2 separate regions of the Homo sapiens genome follow, and region 1 is linked to region 2. Evidence: read pairs that join two places in POLR2A ChIA-PET (ENCODE). Cell type or tissue: OCI-LY7. All regions are shown on one strand. Each heading gives the region's core, and the rest is flanking DNA. Links, peaks and the distances in the headings are about the cores only.

The links. ChIA-PET counts read pairs that join two places held together with the same protein. Peaks named below come from ENCODE experiments on the same cell type or tissue, not always from the same donor. Only the 100,000 strongest peaks of a DNase experiment are listed, where the experiment ranks them.
Region 1: POLR2A ChIA-PET joins it to region 2 with 9 read pairs; 4 of 35 experiments call an interaction of 5 or more read pairs at or near these places.

What each region holds. Positions count from the first base shown.
Region 1 is chr16:11,957,013-11,961,398 of GRCh38, forward strand. It overlaps a transcript of NPIPB2 not described here. Among named protein-coding and RNA genes, the nearest start is that of TNFRSF17, 6.0 kb to the right of the region's middle. In OCI-LY7, for the core only: no CTCF peak of the experiment used is centred there; a DNase peak (open chromatin) is centred at 2,169; H3K4me3 peaks cover 296 bases.
Region 2 is chr16:12,031,968-12,036,353 of GRCh38, forward strand. All of the region lies in intron 4 of SNX29 (sorting nexin 29), which reads left to right. Among named protein-coding and RNA genes, the nearest start is that of SNX29, 57 kb to the left of the region's middle. In OCI-LY7, for the core only: no CTCF peak of the experiment used is centred there; a DNase peak (open chromatin) is centred at 2,414; H3K27ac peaks cover 1,167 bases.

The sequences.
Region 1 (4,386 bases), core at 199-4,198, 75 kb before region 2:
ATGGAGTCTCACTCTGTCACCGAGGCTGGAGTGCATTGGTGCGATCTCAGCTTACTGTAGTCTCCACTGCTTGGGGTTCAAGCGATTCTCCTGCCTCAGCCTCCAAGTGGCTGGGATTACAGGTATGTGCCACCACACCTGTCTAACTTTTTCTTTTTTTTTTTTTTTTTGAGATGGAGTCTCACTCTGTCGCCCAGGCTGGAGTGCAGTGGTGTGATCTCGGTTCACTGCAACCTCCGCCTCTTGGGTTCAAGCGATTCTCCTGCCTCAGCCTCCCGAGTAGCTGGGACTACAGGCGTGTGACACCACGCCCGGCTAAGTTTTATACTTTTAGTAGAGACAGGGTTTCACCACGTTAGCCAGGATGGTCTCCATCTCCTGACCTCGTGACCCACCTGCCTCGGCCTCCCAAAGTGCTGGGACCTTGTGAACCACCGTGCCCTACCAACTTTTGTATTTTTTGTACAGACGGGGTTTCACCATGTTGGCCAGGCTGGTCTTGAACTCCTAACCTCAAATGGTCTGCCCGCCTCAGCCTCCCAAAGTGCTGGGATTACAGACCTGAGCCACCGTGCCTGGCCCTTAAATCAGTAGACTTTGAATAAAGGACACTGCCCTTCATAATGTGCGTGGGCTTCATCCAATCAGTTGAAGGCCTAAAAAGCAAAGACCAAGATTTCCTGAAAAAGAAGGAATTCAGCCTCAAGACTGAAACACAGACACCCTCTCTGAGTGTCTGGCCTGCCTGGCTTGCCCTGTGGATTTCAAACTCAGTACTGCAACATCCACTCTTACGTGGATTTTCAGTCTGCTGGCCTGCCCTGCGGAGTTTGGACTTGCCAGCTCCTACAATTGCATGAAGCAATTCCTTAAAGTAAATCTCTGTCTCTAGCTCTGTATCTCCTTTTGGTTCTATTTCTCTGGAGAATTCTACTGATACTTAGATATTCCCCAATTACAGAATCCCCCACACATCCTGCCAACATCAGCTAAGCCGTGTTTTTGCAAACTCTCCCCAAATAACCTGACACAAATCCAAATCCTATGATGAGAACTTTCTAACATTGTCTTTATTGAGTCACTCAGGACTGACTACTTAACTTGTGGGGCCCAGTACACAGTGAAAATGCTGGCTGGGTGCGGTGGCTCACTCCTGTAATTCCAACACTTTGGGAGACTGTGGCGGGCAGATCACCTGAGGTCAGGAGTTCAAGACTAGCCTGGCCAACATAGCAAAACCTCACCTCTACTAAAAATACAAAATTAAGCTGGGCGTGGTGGGTGGGTGCCTGTAATCCCAGCTACTCAGGAAGGCTGAGGCAGGAGACGTGCTTGAACCCAGGAGGCGGAGGTTGCAGTGAGCCCAGATCACGCCACTACAGTCCAGCCTGGATGACAGAGCGAGACTCCGTTAAAAAAAAAAAAAAAAATCCTAGGCCAGGCATGGTGGCTCATGCCTATAATCCTAGCACTTTGGGAGGCCAAGTGGGGTGGATGGCTTGAGTCTAGGAGTTTGAGACCAGCCTGGGCAACACAGCAAGACCCCCATCTTTGCAAAAAATAAAGTTAAATAAAAAACCTAGCCAGGCAAGATGGCATGTGCCTGCAGTCCCGGCTACTCAGGGGACTGAAGTGGGATGATCACTTGGGCCGGGGAGGTTGAGGCTGCAGTGAGCTTTGATCTCACCACTGCACTCCTGCCTGGGTAACAGAGTGAGACCCTGTCTCAAAAACAAAGTAAAATAAGAAAGCCTGTAGGTTGAAAATATTAAGGTTAAAGAGGTGGTAACAATCAGGGTTGGTTTGGGGAGCTGAGCTACCATGGGTGAGTGTTACGGGATAAGGGAAGGAATGAGACTTTGCACAATTATTGCAGGATCTCGGGAGGTGAAGATCTGGGAGTGGGACCAGAGGAGTCACCAACCAGTGGATCTAGAAGTCAGGAATGTCTGTTTGCCAAAGTGGGGCTCTGCAGGGGGAGCTCGTAGAGGGGTTTAGTTTGCCCCTGTATGGCTCTTGCCTCTGTGAATGGGCAGCCAAGCATTTGGTGCTGGGGCTCGGGCCGTGGCAGAAGCAGCTTTAATGGCTTTGGGAGTTTCCAGCACCACTTTGCTTCCTTAGAGCTGTGAGTGACAAGTGAAGCTTGAGGCTGGTGTGAGTACTGGATTCCTCACTGTTCCTTCTATGTCACGCAAGGGCAAACACAGCACTCTTTTGGTGATGTGATTACATCAGCACCTGTCTCATAAAACTTAAAAAAAAATCTTTGTTTCAAAATCATGCTCCTAGCCAGGCACAGTGGCTCACACCTGTAATCCCAGCACTTTGGGAGGCTGAAGTGGGAGAATAGCTTGAGGCCAGGAATTCAAGACTTGTCTGGGCAGCAGAGCAAGACCCTGCCCTTACAAAAAATTAAAAAGGAAAAAAAATTGCTATGCATGGTGGCGTACTATCGTAGTCCTAGCTACCTGAGAGGCTGAGGCGGGAGGATTGTTTGAGCCTAGGAATTCCAGGCTGCAGTGAGCTGTGATCACCCAACTACCTCTAACCGGGTGACAGAGGGAGACCCCGTCTCAAAAAAAAAAATCATATTATTAAAAAAAAATATTCAAACACTGCTAAAGATTTTTCAATGAAAAGTGAGTCTTTTTCTTTCTTTAGATTTTGTCTATTGCCAGAGACAGTCCATCAGTCTTCTTTCTAGCTTTGCAAAAAAAGTCTCCGTTTATGTCTGTCTATTCAGACACTACCTATTTTATTTTTTTAAATTTTATTTTATTTGAGACAGTCTTGCTCTGTTGCCCAGGCTGAAGTGCAGTAGCACACAACCATGGTTCACTGTAGCCTCAACCTCCTAGGTTCAGGTGATCCTCCTGCCTCAGCCTCCTGAGCAGCTGGGACCACAAGCACGCACTACCACACCTGGCTAATTTTTAAATTATTTGTAGAGATAGGGTTTCCCTGTGTTGCCCAGGCTGTCTCGAACTACTGGGCTCAAGTGATCCTTCTACCTCAGCCTACCAAAATGCTGGCATTACAGGTGTGAGCCACCGTGCCCAGTCTGTACTTTGTGTTTTTCACTTAGTGATTTATCTTTCATATGAGACCACATCTGTCTCATTCTTTCTGATGGCCATAGTCTTCCATTGTGAGGCTCCCAGTGACGAACAGTTCTGTTGCTCTAGGCTCTTATGAATAGATGTGATGTCACAGTAAACTACATTGTACCTGAGATTTTAAGTACCTGAGCAAGTATATCTGTCAGACACAATAGTGTTTTCTTTCCAAAGAGTTAGCAAAGCTTTCTTCCCCTGGCTTCTGGCTTCCCAGGTATGGTTCCCTTTTTTTTTTTTTTTTTTTGAGACAGAGTCTCCCTCTGTCGCCCACGCTGGAGTGTGCAGTGGCATGATCTCAGCTCACTGCAACCTCTGCCTCCCAGGTTCAAGCAATTGCCCTGCCTCAGGCTCCCACGTAGCTAGGATTACAGGTGTGCGCCACCATGCCCGGCTAATTTTTTGTATTTTTGGTGGAGACGGGGTTTCACCATGTTGGCCAGGCTGGTCTCAAACTCCTGACCTCAGGTTATCCGCCCTCCTCAGCCTCCCAAAGTGCTGGGATTACAGGCATGAGCCATGGCGCCTGGCCTCAGGCATGGCTCCTATTGGCTGCCTCCTCTTCCTCACCACTCCTTAAATATCTACCATCTGGCTTGCATCAGGGACACACTCAAAGGCCATCAATGACCTGCTTCTTTAGTGCATCGCCCCTGATCTTCCTGTAGAATTTGACTCCACTCCCTAACTCAGGCTAAAATCTCTCCTTGCTTGACTGTTATGGGAGATTTTTTTTTCTTTCTTTTCTTTTTTTTTTTTGAGACACGGTCTCACTCCGTAGCCCAGACTGCAGTGCAGTGGCGCAATCTTGGCTCACTGCAACCTCTGCCTCCCAGGTTCAAACGATCCTCCTGCCTCAGCCTCCCAAGTAGCTGGGATTATGCACGCCACCACGCTTGGCTAATTTTTGTATTTTTAGTAGAGACTGGGTTTCACCATGTTGGCCAGATTGGCCTCAAACTCCTGACTTCAGGTGATCCACCTGCTTCAGCCTCCCAAAGTGCTGGGATTACAGGTGTGAGCCACTGCACCCAGCCTGGGAGATAATTTTTGTTCTCTCCCTATTTCTCTAATCATGTTTGTCCTGTCTCCTTTGCCTGTCTTCCAAAGGTCAGCAATCTGGCAGAGGCTGAGGGAGTGGAGCCTCCTGGGCCAGCTGCTTCAGCTTCTCCCTGTCCTGCCTAGGCAGCCTCTCCCACTTACCTCACCACCTGGACCCCAGAGGAATTTGACGTTTTGATCAATATCTAAGTTCAAAATCTTTCCTAGGCTC
Region 2 (4,386 bases), core at 121-4,120:
ATTTTTACAAACCAAAACTGTGTACTTGTTAAACACTAACACTCACTCCCTCCACACCCCTGTCCCTGGCAGCCAGCATTCTACTTTCTGCCTCAGTGCATTCTACTACTTTAGGTTCCTTGTACCAATGGAATCATGCAATATTTGTTCTTTTTTGTCTGGCTTTATTTAGCATAACATCTTCAAGGATCGTCCGTGTTGTAGTATGTGTCAGAATTTCCTTCTTCTTCTTCTTCTTTTTTTTTTTTTTTTTGATGGAGCCTTGCTCTGTTGCCCAGTTTGCTGGAGTACAGTAAGTAGCGCTATCTCAGCTCACCACAACCTCCGCCTCCTGGGTTCAAGCGATTCTCCTGCCTCAGCCTCCCAAGTAGCTGAGATTATAGGCACATGCCACCATGCCCGGCTAATTTTTGTATTTTTAGTAGATACGTGGTTTCACTATGTTGGCCAGGCTGGTCTCGAACCCCTGACCTTGTGATCCACCCACCTCGGCCTCCCAAAGTGCTGTGATTACAGGCATGAGCAACCGCGCCTGGCCCAGAATTTTCTTCTTTTTAAAGGCTGAACAATATTTTTGAGGGTATGTAGAGCCCATATTTTGTTTATTCCCATGACAGTTGGGTGTCTTCCACTTATGGGCTATTGTGAATGGTACTGCTGTGAATATGAAGATACAAATACTTGTTTTTTCCACTTTTAGTTCTTTTGGGGCATACACCCAGAAGGACAATGTTGGATCATATGATAATTCTATGTTTAATTATTTTTTAGAAACCATCAGAGGGTTTTCCATAGAGGCTATACCCTGTTGCATTCCCACTAGCAATGCACACGAGATCCATTTTCTCCACCATCCTTCCACATCCTTGCCAACTCCATAGCCTTGCCAGTGTTGGGTTTTTATTTATTTTGTGAGATAGAATCTCACTTTGTCACCCAGGCTGGAGTGTGATCTTGGCTCACTGTAGCCTCCACCCCCCAGGTTCAAGTGATTCTCCTGCCTCAGTTTCCCAAGTAGCTGGGATTACAGGCGTGCGCCACCATGCCTGGCTAATTTTTGTATTTTTAGTAGAGGCAGGGTTTCACCACGTTGGCCAGGCTGGTCTCGAGCTCCTGGCCTCAAGTGATCTGCCCGCCTTGGCCTCCCAAAGTGCTGGAAGTACAGGTGCGAGCCACTGTGCCCGGCCAATGCTGGCTTTTTAAATTAGAGAAAAGGTATATAGCTTTAATTGTATACATGGGGAGAACCAGAGAGTGATTACCACCCCCTTTTTTCATATATATATATGTATGTATAGTAATTTTATTATTTTTTTGTAGGGACAGTATCTTACTATCTTGCCCAGGCTGGTCTCAAATTCCTTGCCCTAAGTGATCCTCCCACCTTGGCCTCCCAAAGTGCTGGGATTACAGGCCTGAGCCACCGTGCCTGGCCTCCTTTTTTCTGTTTTCATAATTGCCATCCTAATGGGTGGAAATGGTGTCTCATGTGGTTTTGTTCTCTTCTCTTCTGAAGTTTCAGAATTGTTTTCAAAAAGCCATTCATGAGCTCCCTACATGGTTCACCTGGACTGTGCCCCTCCTATAGTCCTGAGTTCTTCTTCCATCAAACCTATGTATGGAACTACCCGTTTTCTTTTTTCTTTTTTTTTTTTTTTGAGATGGAGTCTGATCTGTTGCCCATGCTGGAGTGCAGTGGTGCAATCTTGGCCCACTGCAGCCTATGCCTCCTGGGTTCAAGTGTTTCTCCTGCTTCAGCCTCCTGAGTAGCTGCGATTACAGGTGCACATCACCATGCCTGGTTAAGTTTTATATTTTTAGTAGAGACGGGGTTTCATCATATTGGGCAGGCTGGTCTCGAACTACTGACTTCAGGTGATCCGCCTGCCTTGGCCTCCCAAAGTGTTAGGATTACAGGCTCATCCTTGTAGCTCTAGTGTCTTGCAAGATACCTGGCCACCTACACAGTAGATGCCACCAAAGGACTGCATTCAAAATAACCACTTGAAGACCCTGACTTCAGAACATGCTGCTCATTTTCCCAGGAAGCCAAACCCCTACTCTCAGTGGTCTGTACGCATCTTCAGTCAGTGGGAAGCGGTGGTAATATACCCATAACTGTAAAATGAGAGAGACCGACTTCCTTGATCTTCAGTGGGGATTTTTGAAAATGGTTGATTGCACTCAAAGCAGAATTTGTATTTTGCTTCATTGGGTCACCTTGGGCAACAATTTCATTTCTGTAGAAAATTAATTTTGGAGGAAGCTGCATGTGCCAGGGGAGCCCTGGGTCCATCCTTTTGATGGTGAGGGGAAGTCCAGTTCCTCACTCGCCCATCCCTGCTTTCGGTTCCCTGTTGGTGATTTTCTTTTGTATTCATGCACGTGCCAATCAGCTGCTTTTGGTAAGGGAAGCCTTGGAAGGATGTCTGCTAAAGGTGCAGAGAAAATGCAGAGCTCCATTCAAGGTGAAAAAAGTGGTTGACAACTGGCAGAAAGAAGCTGGCTTTAGGGAGGAAGTCAGAAGCCAGGGTGCTGTACCCGTTGGGCTGTGTGTTATCCTGGGTCACTGGATCATGGGCATGTCCACAGGGTCCCTCAGGGGTGGGTTCTTGACACCCAGGGTGGCATGGACTTGGGCCAGTGGCTATTTACTAAGGGGTATGAATGTGTCTCAGCATGTTAAGATCTAGTGGAGCTGGACTGATACCTATTGGCCGAATGTGACCTCTGCCTGTTTCAAAGGTGTTTAATCCTGATGTCTCATAAATTAAGACTCAGGCTTGTAATCCCAGCACTTTGGGAGGCCGAGGTGGGTGGATCACTTGAGGTCTGGAGTTCGAGACCAGCCTGGCCAACATGGTGAAACCCTGTCTCCATTAAAAATACAAAAATTAGCTGGGCATGGTGGTAGGCACCTGTAATTCCAGCTACTTGGGAGGCTGAGGCAGGAGAATTCCTTGAATCCAGGAGGCGGAGGATTCAGTGAGCCGAGACCGTGCCCTGGCACTCCAGCCTGGGCGACAGAGCAAGACTCCACCTCAAAAAAAAAAAGGTAAAAAAGACTCAGTTTGGCCTCTGAGTTGTCAGTTTTTAGATCACAGTTATCCAGCCTGAGTTCCGTGGGTCCTTTGCTTTGCTCCTTTCAGAATGTAAATGACTCTTCAGCTCATGATGGCGTATGCCCCTAAAAGGAAGTGAGATACAAGCTTTAGAAGTCCGTCTTAGAAATTTCCCTTTTTTTTTTTTTTTTTTTTAAATAAGAGACAGGGTCTTGCTCTGTTGCCAGGCTAGAGTGCAGTGGTGCAATCATGGCTCTCTGCAGCCTTGAACTTCCTGGCTCAAGCGATCCTCCTACTTCGGCCTCTCAAGTAGCTGGGACTGCACATGCACGCCACCATGCCTGGTTAATTTATTTCCTACTCTTTAATAAAGGAGGTGGTATGCTGTAAACTCTTGTAGGATGTGGGTGTATTATGCTGAGCCCTGGTTCTGGAAGGCACTCTTGCGGCTAGATGGAAGTTGGTAGAGTGACAGAGCTCAGCCCCTTGTTGGCACTCTGCTCTGCCAATCCATTTGTGCCTTGTGGTCAGGCTGGTTCAGTTTGGGATGTGACAGATTTGGGAGCACTTGTATTCACTGAGTTCTCAGGCTGGCACATGAGTGAACTTGGTTTACCTTTGTTCCTGGCATGGCTGATACCATGTGTGGCTGATTCTGTTAGAGTGTGCCCTCACATTCATCCCTCTGTCTTCTTTGGCTTTGATAGAACCCAGATTTTGCTTGAGGCTGTGGTATGTAGTCCTTTATCTCGGTGAGGGATTAAGCCAGTTTTGAGTTTTGTTCTTTGCTTTCTCTGCTCCCTTGTGATTTTCTGGGATTACTTGTTCTTTCCTGGTAAAAGGGGTGATAAAGCTGGCTTCATCCCGTTCCCTTTCTTCCTGCTCAATTGTAAATGAGATGTCCAGAGTTAGGACAGTCCTCTGGGACAGCGAGTTCAAAAGGTTGGAGATTTTGGCCTGACATAGCCTTTGTATCTATCACTGGCCTATTTCCAGACTAGCCCAGCTCCGTGGGGTTGGATTTTCTTTGTGTGTGGGTTTTTTTCTTTTTGTTTTGTTTTTAGAGACAGGGCCTTGCTCTGTTAACTAGGCTGGAGTGCAGTGGTGCAATCATAGCTCACTACAGCCTCAAACTCCTGGGGTCCAGCCATCTTCCTGCTTCCGCCTCCCAAGTAGCTGGGACGACAGGTGTGTGCCGCCACACTCGGCTCCTTGTAGTTGGGTTTTCTGTTTCCTTTTTTTAGAGATGGGTTCTTACTATGTTGCCCAGGCTGGTCTTGGGTTTTCTGTGTTTTTCTTTCTTTCTTTTTTTTTTTTTTTTTTG